Regions from separate parts of the Homo sapiens genome. Here region 2 is linked to region 1. A link is an interaction called in ENCODE POLR2A ChIA-PET data of the cell type or tissue named here. Cell type or tissue: OCI-LY7. All regions are shown on one strand.

Region 1 (8,000 bases):
GATCGCACCACTGCACTCCAGCCTGGGTGACAGAGCCAGAATCCATCTCAAAAAAAAAAAAAAAAAAAAAGCTTTATAAAGAAGTGGACTTGAGCTATGACTTCAGAAATCAAATACCTAAAATGTATAAGGAGTGTCTGGGGTAACTGGATGTAGTGTATGGTCTATATAGGAAATAACACTGGAAAGATAGTGGGGATCAAATACATCCAAGACTGGAGACACAGAAATAGGCTAGTTCTGAAGGATACAACCATTTATCAGATCAGATGGCCTTCGAATTGCTTTGGGGGAAGGATAAGCACTTACAGAAAGAACTGTGAATACAGACAGAAGGTCAGGAAATCATTTTGGAGATGAAAATTTTAGAGGGCTATAGCATAATTTATGTCTGTTTTTTTCCCATAGGAACCATGTATGTATATGCTAGCTATCCAATCACACCAGCTCTCTGCATTCTTAACAGAGGGTCCTTTGTTCCAAACAGTAAGGCTCAAAAGAAACATAGTCTGATAAAATCACACTGAGATCAGTACTCCCAGCTGGTGCAAGGGCTGATGCCATTCCATAACACACCCTACAGGAAGCAGCCTGAGATACACAGCTGATTGATTTCCACAGCAGGAGCCTTGTGGCAGTGTGGGGTGGGGACTGGTCAGGCATAGAGAAAATTCTTCAGTCGCTGACTCAGATTAGTTCCCCAAGATCCTGACTCTATCTGTGTAAGTCACTCCCGGAAGCAACACTATTTCTTAACTAATTTTCTTAAAAGGAGAGGAAAACCACAGAAGCACCCCCAGCGAGTGGAACTATTTAATCAGTTAACTCTTACTTGTCATGGGATCTGAAGATGGCAAAAATCAAATTCCCTAGCTTTCTAGAAGTAAGCTGAATAATTCTTTCATTGTAAGGGGCCGTCATCCTGTGTATTGTAGGTTGTTTCGCAGCACTTACTAGATGCCAGTAGCAGCTTTTCCAGTCATAACAATAAAAAATGTCTCTGGGCCAGGCACTGTGGCTCATTCCTGTAATACCAGCACTCTGAGAGGCTGAGGTAGGCAGATCATTTGAGCTCAGGAGTTCAAGGCCGGCCTTGGCAACATGGTGAAACTCTATCTCTACAAAAAATACAAAAATTAGCCAGGAATGGCAGCATGCACCTGTAATTCCAGCTACTTGTGGGGCTGAGGCAGGAGGATCACTTGAGACTGGGAGGTCGAGGCTGCAGTGAGCCATGATTGTGCCACTGCACTCTAGCCTGGGTGATGGGAGTGAAACTGTTTAAAAAAAAAAAAAAAAAAAGGAGTGGCGGGGAGTGGGAGTCTCTGCAAAGCTATGCTTGGTTGACAACCACTGGTGTAGCATAAACTTTGGTGCCAAACAGACCTTCCCAATCCCAACTCTAATATTTACTTGCTATGTGGCTCGAACAAGTTATTTTAACCTCTTCAAGTCTTAAGTTTTCTTATCTGCAAAATAGGATTTTAAATGTCTGATTTAGAGTTTTTTTCAGAGATCATTTAGACTCAGATCTTTCTTACTGCATTTACCACTACATCAGTACCACTGTAATTCTCTGTATCTGTTTCCCTTACTATAGATGGTCTCTGACTTAACAATGGTTCAACTGAAGATTTTTCAACTTTATGATGGTGAAAGTGATATGCATTCAGTAGAAACCATACTTCAAGTACCCAATCATTCAGTTTCTCTATTTCAGTACAATATTCAATAAATTACATGAGCGAGTCAGCACTTTATTATAAAATAGGCTTTCTGATAGATGATTTTGCCTAACTGTAGGCTAATGTAAGTGTCTGAGTATGTTTAAGGTAGGCTAAGCTGAGCTATGATGGTCAGTAGCTACTTTTTTTTTTTTTTGGAACGAAGTTTCGCTCGTTGCCCAGGCTGGAGCGCAATGGCATGATCTCAGCTCACTGCAACCTCTGCCTCCCGGGTTCAAGCAATTCTCCTGCCTCAGCCTCCTGAGTAGCTGGGATTACAGGCGCTCGCCACCACGCCCGGCTAATTTTTGTATATTTAGTAGAGACCGGGTTTCACCATGTTGACCAGGCTGGTCTTGAACTTCTGACCTCAGGTGATCCACCCACCTCGGCCTCCCAAAGTGCTGAGATGACAGGCATGAGCCACCATACCCGGCTGTCAGTAGGTACATTAAATGCATTTCTGACTTACAATAGTTTCGAGTTATGATGGGTTTTTCCAGACATAATTTCACTGTAAGTCAAGGCACATCTGTACACTGTTAACTAGAGACTATCTGAGACTCCAGTACCCACCACAAGGACTAGCACAGAGCAACTGCCCAGTAAGGATGGGTTAAAAGGAATATGGAATCACTTCCTTTTAACCTCCATCCATGAACCATCACCATGTGTAGCAAAGATCCATATTTCAAATGACATGACTGGTGGTAGAAAAATAGTTTATGACGTCCTAGAGAGTAAGTGTATTCCATTAACCTTCTATAGTCAATAAGAGAGACTCGTAGTTGAAAAGCACTTAGTGGTGGCAAAGTAGGGAGGGTGCACATTCTACCCATAGCTGGGTTTTTCCAACTGGGACAGCTGAGACTTGTGAAGAATCCATTCAGCAGGAGACAGCCCTTTACAGTGATGGTTTGGTGCAGTGACCTGACACAACTCCCTGTGGAAGTCATTTTATTCCTAGTAAACCAGCAACTCTAACAATAAACGGCCCTTCAAAGAAACTCATCGTACTTCCTAGAAGCTCATAGCTTATTAGCGAGCTTGAAAGTGCCCAGGATATTTTTCTGAAGCTCCAGAACCAGCCTAAGGCTGAGACCATTTACCATTCATTTCTAGGCACAGTGAGGATCAGTCCTTTTCTGCAAGTCTGTGCTTATCTTAACCATGTTTACTAATCAACTACTAAACGATCAATACATACAAGTTCTGCACAGGATACATTCTAGTTTTTCTGGAAATATATTTCTTCCTTCTTATACAAATGATAAATCTTAGTTGTGAATGCTACATACTGATACTGTATGTGAAGAATTTTAGTAAACTCAAATCCAACTGCTCAGTCCTTTTCTTTGGTTACAGATATATTTGTTTGTTGCTTTTTTTTTTTTTTTTGAGATGGAGTCTCGCTCTGTCACCCAGGTTGGAGTGCAGTGGCGCGATGTCGGCTCACTGCAACCTCCACCTCCTGGGTTCAAGCGATTCTCCTGCCTCAGCCTCCTGTGTAGCTGGGACTACAGGCGCATGCCACCATGCCCGGCTAAGATGGGGTTTCACCATGTTGGCCAGAATGGTCTCGATCTCCTGACAGCGTGATCCACCTGCCTCAGCCTCCCAAAATGCTGGGATTACAGGCATGAGCCACTGCGCCTAGCCTGTTTGTTGCTTTAAAATCTCACCTTGCTATCAAATTTCCAGACAGATTTTTGTAAAATCTATCAATCCTTTCTTGATGATTTTACTACCTTCCATTCAATTTTACTACCTTCACTGGGGCATGAGGCTCCTTTAAGATGATGCAGTGGCTGCAAGCCTGGGATTTTGCTTGTGACACTGATATTTAAAATACAACTGGCAATATTTTAAAAGGGAGCTGGAAAAGGTTCAACATGAAGCAAACTTAAAGGCCTTAAAGGCTCCTTCACCTTCTCCACATCCAGTTGCTATGGTGGGGGTGGAGAGGATTATTACAGAGCATTGGAATTCTTTGTGGGGTGGGGAGGTGGGGGTGGTCACATAAGGGTTATAAATATCAGCAGCCAAACTCTTGGTTGGCTGTGGAGAACAACTGAGAGACTGTAGTCTCCCCTTAAAGGCACAGAACAAGGAAGCTCCCTGAAGTATGTCCACAAAGGAAGTTCCTCTTCTCTTTGGCAATGCATCATCAACCAAACACCTGCATCAACAACTGACAACTGTACGTAAATTCCAGCCAGGGAAAGTGACCAGGAGGTGTTAAGCCAGACACAGATTAAGGCCAGCAAAAATAAAGAATCCAGAGCCTGGCTTAAAGGAAAGCTGACTTAGAAGTGGTTGTTGCCACTACACACAGTCATAATCAGATTATCAGAAGGCTGCTTGTTACATAAATATTTAACTAGTAACCTATTCCACCTGAATTCTAAGTTTCCCATGTATAGGTGGCAATTTCTTCCAGGGCTATAGTTCTCAACAGAGGGTAATTCTGCCTTCCAGGGAGACATTTTTAGTTGTACAACTGGGAAGTTACTAGGTCAGAAATGCTGCTAAACAGCCTACAATGCACAGGACAGCTTCTCACAACAAAGAATTATCCAGTCCAAAATGTTGATAGTGGCAGGCAGAGGTGGTGGCGTGAGTGGCTGCCCCTTTCCTCCCCACCCACCCCCAAAAAATGTCAATAGTGCCGAAATTGAGAAATCCATTTTAGGATACTGTCTTTATTTCCTTGGACCCTAGTTCCTATTTGGAGTAGCTTTGTTTAAGGAAGAAAGGAAAAAACCAAGACAGGCCAAGGAAGGGTCAGCACAAGGTGGGGGTTGGCAGGGATAGAGGATACCCACTCATCTTGGTAAAGCTGGGGAAACCTAAACCTCCAGGTGACAGACAGGTCATACCAAGTGTGATTTCCTGTCTCTCCAAGGGCAGGTAGATAACGCTAACCTCATTTGCTCTATCCTCCAGTGACTCACTCTCAGGCAGGTGTACTAACTGCCAAAAACGTACATGAGCTGATACTGTCCTTGTAATCATTTGAAAGGAAGGAGTAAACTGGCAGTCTTTCAACTCCATGCTGGGCCCTGTCTTCCAGGGCTTTTCTTTTTCTTTTTTTGGAGACGGAGTCTCTTTCTGACACCCAGGCTGGAGTGCAGTGGTGCGATCTCGGCTCACTGCAACTTCTGCCTCCCAGGTCCAAGCCATTCTCCTGCCTCAGCCTCCCCAAACAGCTGAGACTACAGGCATGTGCCACCATGCCCAGCTAATTTTTGTATTTTTAGTAGATACAGGGTTTCACCATCTTGGCCAGGCTCGTCTCGAACTCCTGACCTCAGGTGATCCACCCACCTCAGCCTTCCAAAGTACTGGGATTACAGGCGTGAGCCACCGCCCCCAGCCTCTTCCAGGGCTTTTCTCATGTGCACATGAAGATGCCTAAGCTTGCTTTCTATGTGGCAATAAATCAATCAATCAATCAATCAATCAATCAATCAATCAAATGAAGGCGTTTACAAGACTTTCTTATTCTGTTTTCATAGTAGGATACCTAGGTCCCCCGGTAGAAACTTCAAGTATACTGAGACCCTGATCCTGGGCTCTGCTCAACCTGAATTAGGAATGAAAATAATCCTAAGGAAGCCTGATGCTGCACCTATTAGAACCCAGCAGCCCAGCCTCAAAGACAAGAAAGGAAAAGACCAACTGGTTTGGGTGCTTTATATGCACCACTGGGTGAAGTGAACCACTATGAGAAACTCGCAGACCCTAAAGAGGTCTGTCAGTCAATTTTTCCCATTGTTCGTTCGTTCGTTCTTTCTTTCTCTTTCTTTCTTTTCTTTCCTTCCTTCCTTTCTTTTCTTTCTCTCTTTCTTTCTCTCTCTCTCTCTCTCTCCCTCCCTCCCTCTCTCTCTGTCTTTCTTTCTTTTTTTTTTGAGACAGGGTCTCACTCTGTTACACGCTGGACTGCGGTGGCATGGACGCAGCTCACTGCAGCGTCAACGTCCTAGGATCAAGTGATCCTCCTGCGTCAGCCTCCTGTGTAAGCTGGGACCACAGCATGTGCCGTCATGCCTAGCTAATTTATTTATTTTTTATAGAAGGGCCGCCTCATTTTGTTGCCCAGGCTGGTCTCGAACTCCTGGGCTCAAGTGATCTGCCCACATCAGCCTCCCAGAATGCTATGATTATAGGTGTGAGCCACTGTGCCTGGCCCCATTGTTCATTTTATCACTGAGAGGTAGAATGCCAAGTCTGAAGCATGACCCAAATACACAACAATATAAATACATATGAAAAACAAGTGAATGAAGGTGCATCCAGGTTTCTTGATAATGCTCACCAGTATGATGCCCAAACCATCAAATACTTTCTGAGTGAGAAGTCACATGGTTCTTGCGGGGAGCAGGGGGCAAAGGAGGGGTTGGTTTAAGATTCAGAATGATCTCAGTTCAAGTAAAACCTACGTAGGGAATTTCAAAATGAGGAAAATCTCTTGTTATCATCAGAGACTTAACATATATATATATATATATATATATATATTTTTTTTTTTTTTTTACCCTTCCCAGGAAGGTCACTCTAGGGGAATTCTTTGGCTCAAGTTTCAGTGATAAAAACGTCCTTCCTTTCTTGTTAGCCTCCTGTTAGACACATACAATTCCTTTTCCTCAATAACCAGACTCCCTTGTTCAGGAAAACGGAATTTCCTGAAGAGATTTGCCAAAGTCTTTTCTTTCCAGCTTTCTGAAAACAAGCTCAATCCTCTCATTAGTGATTTCTAGAATGGCTTCTTCCTTTCTACTTCCAACAGAGAGCTGAACCTGGTAAAGATCCTAACTCAGGAAGCCTGAGATCTCTGCCTGGTTTGAGTGGAAAGGAACTCTCTTCCACTCCCATGTGATAGAATCTGGTCTGCCAGTGAGGACCTACTAATCATTCAGAAGCAACTGAGGGAAAGCCTTTCCTAGGAATAATGTATTTTAGTATTCCACATTCATTTAAGGAAGAAATAATTTTCCCCACAGACTGCAGATCCATGGATCTATCAGCAAGACTGTACAGTCCCAAGTAAGACTGGGGGGTTCTTCACAGGCCTAACTCATCTGTCTATTCTAGCTCCCATGGAGTTAGCTGGGTTAAAGCAGAGTTTCCGTCTCCCAGATTCATATCCTCTTCTCTTGTGCAGATTCTGTGCTAAAAGTATGATTCCATTAAAAAAAGAGCTGAAAACTTACAGCTAATGCTGTTTTTAAAAATATTTATCTTCATCTTTGTTTTTACCTTATTAAAAATAATTTGAATCTGAAAACAGAGTCATACTTTATAAATCTGGTCTGCTGCTGGAGTAAGGAAAGATTAATCTATGGCTGGACTATAATACATTAACCCAGGAACTCCACACTCAAATCATGAAAATGACTCAGTCCTCAGAATGGGTCCAAAAAGACCTTCCCTTTATGCGGCCTCCTGGGGACTATGGAACTGACACACAGAATTTTTCTCCTCTCATTGTTTTCACTTCCGATGAGCTCAGCATGAGTTCAGCCAAGAATATGCTCCTCCCCTCCTGACCAAAGATTTTTGCTGGGAGAAGGCAAAAACTCTTTCCAAAGCTTTTGACTTCCCTACAAGGTGGACAGGTGGAACAGGGCTTTTGATTTGCATCCCCAACTTGAGGGTGGATACTGATCATTTTATGGTAACTACCTACTGACTTGACAATGGACTACACACAGGACACTCCACCACCCTTCTCCCTTCTCCCACTCTTCTTCCAGGCTTGCCTTGTCAACACCAGTCCACTGTTGATGAACACACTCTGCAAGAGCCCAGCCGATCAGTGTCCAGTCCCAGCCTTCACATCCAGAGTATCTGAGGTGGAAGGCTTATTTTTAGAAATCAGTGAAACGAATTTGGCTATGACAAGCAACTAAGTGCTATTGAACTCTGAGCACTATTAGGCAACATACTAGGATAGAAATAAGATAAAGTAATGCCCAGTAATTTTTTGAAATCTTCCAGCAACATCAAAAGTCAGAATGTCTCTAGAAACCAAGGATTAAATGAAAAGGAAAAGATGACTTGTCCTCAAATCCAAACACTATTTATGCCTGCATGTGGACTCTTTTGTACATTTTAGCTCATATCTAATGCAATTTTAACAGGCCTGTTTATCTCATTTTCTAGCTCAGTGAAGATTAGAAGGGAGGAATAGACTACACAGACCAAATGACAGCAGTGAAAAGTGATAGCAGTAGGAAATAATAACCAATATCATGGTGGTGGGCAGAAATCCCA
Region 2 (8,000 bases), 120 kb after region 1:
TTAGTTGAGACATGCCATAACTAACATATGATTATCCCAAATATTTTCCCAGATAACAACAGATGTATGAAGGTAAAACAGGAATACAGGAAGGGAAGCTCTGTAGTCCTCCTGAATACCCAAACTTTTAGAAATTTATTTACACATATACACATATTTAAAATTAAGCAGTATATTTAAGCATTTAGTATTAATGTATTTTCTGCCTTTGTAATTTCAAAAAACTGTATTATTCAAACTTCACATGCATCTTTAACATCAATGTTTTTTCCTTCAATAAAGCTATCTTTTTAGTGAATTTTCTAGAAAATACTGTCTACTTTTCTAAGATTTTAAAGTTAATAACAGCACTTTTCTGAATCTACATTGTCTCTGGGTATTTCATTTCAAACCACAAGAGTCCAGTTACATAACACTGGATTAGGGTTTTTTTTTTTTTTCATTCATTCTGCTGTGTTTATTTGTGATCCCCATAATGTATGTGTATGTTTCATATGCAATGTGAGTGATTCAAAAAAAAATTTTAATGTTAAGGCTTGTATACAATTACTTTCAACACTTCAAATTAGGAGATTATATTCCCAGGAACAATAACTAAAACTTTCTTAGATTTTTCATTCCTCTTTTTTGTTTAATCAATTATGTCAGTTGATCTCTACAAAAAAATGATAGTGATTGAACTAGCAGATGGTGACATAGATTTATTCACCCTTTTTCATGAACTGACTATAAGCTCCCTGGAAGCCTAATAACAAGAAATGCTTTATAAGAAGTAAAATATAAAGAGAATATCTCTTTTCTGAAGGTTAATTTCTGGACGAAAAAAATCTCATATCTATGGTAGGTCACATGAAATAGTTAAACAAATTTATAGCCAAAAACGACCAATAATTATAGTAATATCCAATACAGAATCTCAGCAGAATGGAAAATTACTGTGGGCTGGAGGATTTCTAGAAGTACCATATAAACTCATCCTTGAAGGGTGTTACAGAACAGGTGAAAGCCAAGGAAGAAAGGAATTCCACGTAGAAAGTGGATGTAAACAAACTGAGATAAGGTGAAACAGAAATAGTAGTTAAGGGACTGATCTGTTAAAATGAGAAGGTTTAAATTGGGAACCGATAGAAAAGATAAGATAGATTACAAAGGAACTGGTAATCTATCTTATCTTTATCCCAGCTGAGGAGTTTCGACTTGGTATCTTATCTTATCCCAGCTGAGGAGTTTGGACTTGGTAAGTCTCTCAGTGGATGAGACGAGTTGTTCTGAGCAAGTAAGTACTTGATTATTATGTCCTCAAGTTTCTAGCTGACCTCATCACCCACTAAAGATAAAGCATCAGACCTTGAAAACTTTCAAGAAGCAAATGAGGGCTGGGTGCAGTGGCTCACTCCTGTAATCCCACCACTTTGGGAGGCATAGGCAAGAGGATCACTTGAGCCCAGGAGTTCAAGACGAGCCTGGGAAACACTGTGAGAAATTGTCTCTACAAAAAATTTAAAAATTAGCTGGGTGTGGTGGTACTCCCCTGTAGTGCCAGCTACTTGGCAAGTTGAGGCACGAGGATCGTTTAAGCCCAAGATGTCAAGGTTGCAGTGAGCTATGATTGCACCACTGCTCTCCAGCCAGGTGTCAGAGCAAGATTCTTTCTCAAAAAAAAAAAAAGAAGAAGAAGAAGCAGATGAAGGCACAATGCAGTGGTTCTACAAATGCCCAGCTAGAGGGATCTAATGGCAGCTATGTTGGTGAGGAACAGAGATAAAGAAGGTGTTTATTACCAATATTAGAGTTAGGTAAAAGGGAGTGCTCCTTTCAGTATTCACATTCAGAGTCCTGGAGGTCTCACTAGGGAATATAATTAGAATGGAAACCCTAGGTAATAGAACATGGGCATTTTTCAACTCTACAAAATATTGTCAAACTACTTTCTAAAGAACAGTAGCAAATTATACTTCCACTTAAGTGCTATGAAGAGGTTTTCCCATCACTCTTCATCCTCGCCTACACTTGGTATTTTCAGAATTTTTACCTTCTGCCAATCTGATGGGTATAAAATGGTATCTTAGCTAGGCATGGTGGTGTGCTTGCAGTCCCAGCTACAAGCTTGAGTCCAGGAGTTTATGGCTACTGTGCGCTATGATGGTACCTGTGAATCGCCACTGCTCTCTAGCCTGGGCAACATAGCTGAGACCTCATCTCTTTAAAAAAAATTACAGGCGCAGTGGCTCACACCGTAATTCCAGCACTTTGGGAGGCAGAGGCGGGCGGGTCACGAAGTCAAGAGATCAAGACCATCCTGGCTAACACAGTGAAACCCCGTCTCTACTAAAAATACAAAAACAAAATTAACCGGGCATGGCGGCGGGCGCCTGTAGTCCCAGCTACTCGGGAGGCTGAGGCGGGAGAATGGCGTGAACCTGGGAGATGGAACTTGCAGCGAGCCGAGATCGCGCCACTGCACTCCAGCCTGGGCGACAGAGCGAGACTCTGTCTCAAAAAAAAAAAAAAAAAGTATCTTATTGTTGTTTGATCTGTATATCCTTATTAGTAAAAAGGAGTCTTCTTATGTATATGAGGCATTTGGATTTCCTTTTTTTGTGAATTGCTTATTCCTGGGCTTTCCCCTATTTTTCTACAAGGGTGTTTGTCTTTTTCTTATTCATTTTCTTGTTCTTTTAAGTAATAATATTAACTAGCATTTATTGTGATTACTTGTATTAATTCATATTATTCTCACAACAACCCTACCAAGCATATGCTATTCTTATCTTCCATTTACAAATAAGGAAATTGTAGCACAGAGAAGTTTAGTAACCTGTTCCAAGTTATACTGCTAGTAAGTTGCAGAATTGGGATTCAAACCTAGCCAATCTGGCTCCATGCTCTTAATCACTTTATCTATAGGATAGTAACCCCTTTTCAGTAGTCATCCATGGAGAATTGGTTCTAGGACCTCCCTCAGATACCAAAATCCGCAGATACTGAAATCCACAAATGCTCAAGTCCCAGATACAAAATGAGGTAGTATTCACATACAACCTGTGTACATCCTCCCAGCTACTTTAAATAATCTCTAGATTACTTATAATTCCTAATACAATGTAAATGTTAGTAAATAGTTGTTATCTTGTTTAGGGAATAATGAAGTCTGTACATGTTCATTACAGATGCAATGTTTTTCTTCAGAATATTTTCCATCCGTTATGGGTTGAATCCCCAGACGCAGAACCCACAATGCAGAGAGCCAACTGTATATGTATTATATCATAATTTTACCAGTATTATTACATTTTTATTTTTATACAACTTATTTTGCCTAACTTTCCATTTTATTTTTATACAATTTTATTTTTTAATTTCATTTTATTTTTATACAATTTTTTTCTTAATTTTCTATTTGAAATGGAAATTTTCAAATATATACAAAAGGAGACAGAATAGTATAATAAGTCCCTATGTACCTATTACCCAGTTTCAACCATTATCAACTCATAGCTAATCTTGTTTCATCTACATCCCACCCACTTCACCCTTCCCCTATTATGATAAAGTAAATCTCCTGTTTTTCTCTAAAAACATTTCAGTATGTATCTGTAAAAGGCCTTTTTTAAAACATAACCACAACACTATTGTTACACCTAAAAAATAATGATTCTTTAGTAACATTTTTAATTAAGTAAAATTTTTTTAAAAAGAAACAAGGCTGGGCGCGGTGGCTCACGCCTGTAATCCCAGCACTTTGGGAAGCCGAGGCGGGCGGATTACGAGGTCAGGAGATCGAGACCATCCTGGCTAACACGGTGAAACCCTGTCTCTATTAAAAATACAAAAAATTAGCCGGGCATGGTGGCAGGCGCCTGTAGTCCCAGCTACTCTGAGGCAGGAGAATGGCGTGAACCCGGGAGGCAGAGGTTCAGTGAGCTGAGGTAGGGCCACCGCATTCCAGCCTGGGTGACAGAGCAAGACTCCGTCTCAAAAAAAAAGAAAAAGAAACAAAATCCTTTCTTAAAGTTCTAAACTATAACTTTACCTTCTGCATTCCCCCAATAGTGTCATCTGGTTAATTTTGCTTTCTTCTTTCAGTACAAAGCCAGTATTAGTAAAACAACTCTCCCTATAATTAAAAAGGAAAACTGGGAGAGGGATACTTGTAAACTGAAAAGGCTGAGCCCAGAAGATAATACACCAACCAACCTCTTTCTTATCATTTCTAGGCCCCAGTGTTATCTGACTATTCACCTAAAATTGTAGAGACTCGAAGGGTTGTGGCAAGAACACTGGTATATAGCTGGGCGTGGTGGGGGCGGGCGCCTGTAATCCCAGTTACTCGGGAGGCTGAGGCAGGCGAATAGCTGGAACCCGGGAGGCAGAGGCTGCAGTGAGCCGAGATCGCACCACTGCACTGCAGCCTCGGTGACAGAGCCAGACTCCGTGTCAAAAAAAAAAAAAAAAAAAAAAATTGGTATAGAGGTAAATGCTTCATTAAATGGGATTCGCTAACAAGGTGGGCAGGAGCTTGGCAGCAGAAGTCAAGATGGGGAGGAGGAAGGGATTTTCAAAAATGTTCCTTGTTGAAATAAGCCAGGTATTAGTAGTATGGATATTGAAAGCAGCTGGGAATAGGGAGTCCTGAGAGAAGAAATGGGCCAGAGAAGAAGGCCTTTGTCTGACATCAAAGAGCGATTGCTATTAGCCTGTTCCCATCCAGCTCCAAATCCTAGTCTACTTGTCATTCTGAAAACATATTTGTCAGCTGACCCTTGTCATCTTGCTTCTGTGTTAACTATTTCTTGACAAAAGAAGTATTAACTGTACTAGGTGAATAGAAAAGCAGATCATGTATATTCTACTATCTAAACCCTACACTAGCAAGAAGCACAATCAGTTCCCATTTCTCTCCATCCTAAAAAGCAACAAAACCCATGGTGAAGTTTATGTCTATCCATAGCCTGGTCTCACTCTCATCAACAAGCCCTGGACTAATCAACAGAGGAGACAGTCTGGCTGGAACTCAAATTATTTTCTGAGGATAGTTACTACTCTGACATATTAAAAACAAAACCACCACCAAAAAAGCAAGCAAAAAACAACTCAATTGGACTGCCAGCTGTCTCCTGTTTAGACAGGAGTTGGTGTGTGAACAGCAGCAGCTGCTCTTCTGACCCTTGCCCTCCCAGCTTTCCCACTTTAGCAGAGATGCTCTTGCCCTGCCTATCGGTTTCAGTATGCGTTGCCCTCTCTGTTTCTCTGGCTGCTACTGTCCTCAAGCCTGTGAACAGCCTGTTAGGGAGGGGAGCAGCTCCCTGAAGACAGTTCCTTCAGGGACCAGTGAGAGTTGCAGCCTCTTGGCCTTAAGGACTTTCATTCTGAAGGAATGTCACACTTATCTTGATAAGTTACTTCTTATCTGTCATATAGGATGGTGAGTCTGTGGTCCCTGTATCACATGATGGACACAAAACCTGGAAATATGCCAGGTGTCTGAGCTGAGACTCGGTCACTTAGTTTTTCAGCCTTGGCTATACATAAGTAGTATGACTGTGTCTGCAGTGAAAAGGTAGAAGGAATAGATGCAGAGGTTGGCTACCCAGAAAATGCCACACACCAATTTGAATCATACTGAACAGCAAAGGAATCATACTGTTGCCAATATGGTCACACTACAGATCATGGTCCAAAGGTTTCTCCTAACAATCTTTTCTTTAAGACTCCTCACAGACTCATGCAGAACATTCCCTTGCCAGTGTGGAGATCCAGCCCATACAAAGGTGCCATTGCTATCTATGGTCTATTATCTAGGATTGATTTTACTAGGAGTTCCTAAAACTTTATATGCCAAATTTCTGAAAATCTCACACTCAGTTACAAGCATGTGTCCTATAATGTTATGATGACTACACAATTTCAATTTTAATGCCAGTTGTACAACAATCAGTTCCACAGCTGGTTTTACCCCCAACTACTCTATCTGTTCCAACTTTTACAAGATAAAAGTTGACTTTGACATTCTTTTTTATCTGATGAAACCCAAATACTTGTTGATATGGTTTCAATCTGTGTCCCTACCAAATCTCATGTTGAATTGTAATCCCTAATACTGGAAGTGGGACCTGGTGGGAGACGACTGGATCATGAATCATGAAAGTGGATTTCTCATGAATGGTTTAGCACCATCCCCTTGGTGCTGTTCTCGTGAGGGTAGGTGGGTTTTCATGAGATTCGGTCATTTAAAAGTGTGTGGCACATCCCACCCACAACCTCTCGTTCCTGCTGTAGCCAAGTGACATGCCTACTGCTCCTCTGCCTTCCACCAAGATTGTAAGTTTCCTCAGGCCTCTTCAGAAGCTGAGCAGATGCCAGCATCATGCTTTCTGTACAGCCTGCAGAACTGTATACCAATTAAACCTCTTTACTTTGTAAATTACCCAGTCTCAGGTATTTATTTATAGCAATGCAAGAATAGCTTAATACATTCATGCGCCCCATATCCCAGTAGTTTCACTGCCTTCCTTCCTACCATAACACAACTATCACACTCCCCACCACACATATCCATGTTTATATGAGGCCCAAGAAACCTCTTGCCCATCCATAAAATAGATATTTTTTCAATGGCCACTTTTTCTTCAACCTGTTGGGAGTCTCCAAACTCTAATAACAGAGGGCACTAAGATGGGGCTGTCTGTGGGGAAAATGTATCCCCAAAGAGGAAATTCTAGGCACAGATTGCTCAGAATTTGTATCTATCCTCAGCCTTATGCTGCTAGTGATAGGCAGGGCACCAGTAGGTAGACCATATCCCTGCTCTGCAAACATCAGGGCCCCTGTACAGTATCAGTGGCCCCCATCTAGGCAAGGAAAGTGCCCTACCTCATTTTATAAATTTTGCACTTTGAAGTCCTAATGTTTTTATTTCTTCTGCTGCAGAGGCCAACATCCCAGTAAAAGTTCTTTAGCCATTGGTGAATTATAACTTCAATCACCCACACAATCACACACCTACATGCCAGATGCTGTGCTACCCATGGTCTTGCTGAGTCCTTATCTCAGTGTTCACATCTCTGAATTCTCACTTGCTCCTTGACCTTTAAAACATTCACAGAAACTGCCATTACCACCACCACCAGCAGCACCATCCATGCCTCAATATATTCCTCAAAACAAAATCATGTTAAAGCCCTAAATACATCCAGTCACAAAACAAACTTTTCTAGCCTTAAACCTTCAAATTGCCCTAACCTCCCTCTCTCTCTCTCAACTAATCCCCAGATAACTCTGTCCCTCTCCTCTAATCCTGGAATTAGGAACCAAAGAAGGATGAGCCCTCTCCACCTATACAAATACTGAATGAGTGCTGCCGTCAGAAATTTCCCAACAGGGATGGGATTGCATCAGCTCTAGTAAGAATATCACTCTCCTGTGAGGAAGAGCAAGTACACTGACAACAGCTGCCTGACCCCTTCCACATTTATTCCAGAGATTCATTCCAGAGATTCAGTTAGGCCCTTCCCCATCGTCTCTTGTGCTACATTACAACTTCTCGTAGCAGGGAAGCTGGTAAACAGACCTGCCTGAGAGTAAGTACTATCTAGCATTGCACCTTGAGAGATCATCCCACCAGATAGCTTGAGCAATTACGCCACTTGGCTACTCAGAATCAGGGATTCCCCAGAGACAAGTCTTGGTTTCAAGCATCAAGGGGCAGACCTGAAATAGATTCTGCTTGCTGAGCTCCAGCAGATACTAACCCACATGGGGGTAAGTTTGAGAGGCACCAACATCCTCACTGCTCACCACACTCAGCTTTAATATGTTTGAGGGCCAAGAATCCAAACAGCAGTTTGATTATCTCTTGAACATGCCCACCTACCTCTTCCAGACCCCATGATGGGGTGTGGCTTGCCTCCAGAGAAAGAGTGCCATCCTCTTCTGAGAAGGAAGTAGAGCTCTTTTCAGGTTCTGTATCTTTAGGCTGGATCCCATGTATGTGTGGCCCA

Evidence for each region. ChIA-PET counts read pairs that join two places held together with the same protein. Peaks named below come from ENCODE experiments on the same cell type or tissue, not always from the same donor. Only the 100,000 strongest peaks of a DNase experiment are listed, where the experiment ranks them.
Region 2: POLR2A ChIA-PET joins it to region 1 with 15 read pairs; 4 of 35 experiments call an interaction of 5 or more read pairs at or near these places.

Annotation. Positions count from the first base shown.
Region 1 is chr1:39,391,442-39,399,441 of GRCh38, reverse strand. The region is part of intron 58 of MACF1 (microtubule actin crosslinking factor 1); the gene reads right to left. Among named protein-coding and RNA genes, the nearest start is that of BMP8A, 96 kb to the left of the region's middle. In OCI-LY7, no CTCF peak of the experiment used is centred here; DNase peaks (open chromatin) are centred at 3,871 and 4,651; H3K4me3 peaks cover 1,479 bases; H3K27ac peaks cover 3,961 bases.
Region 2 is chr1:39,269,594-39,277,593 of GRCh38, reverse strand. All of the region lies in intron 6 of MACF1 (microtubule actin crosslinking factor 1), which reads right to left. Among named protein-coding and RNA genes, the nearest start is that of MACF1, 69 kb to the right of the region's middle. In OCI-LY7, no CTCF peak of the experiment used is centred here; a DNase peak (open chromatin) is centred at 7,683; H3K4me3 peaks cover 990 bases; H3K27ac peaks cover 791 bases.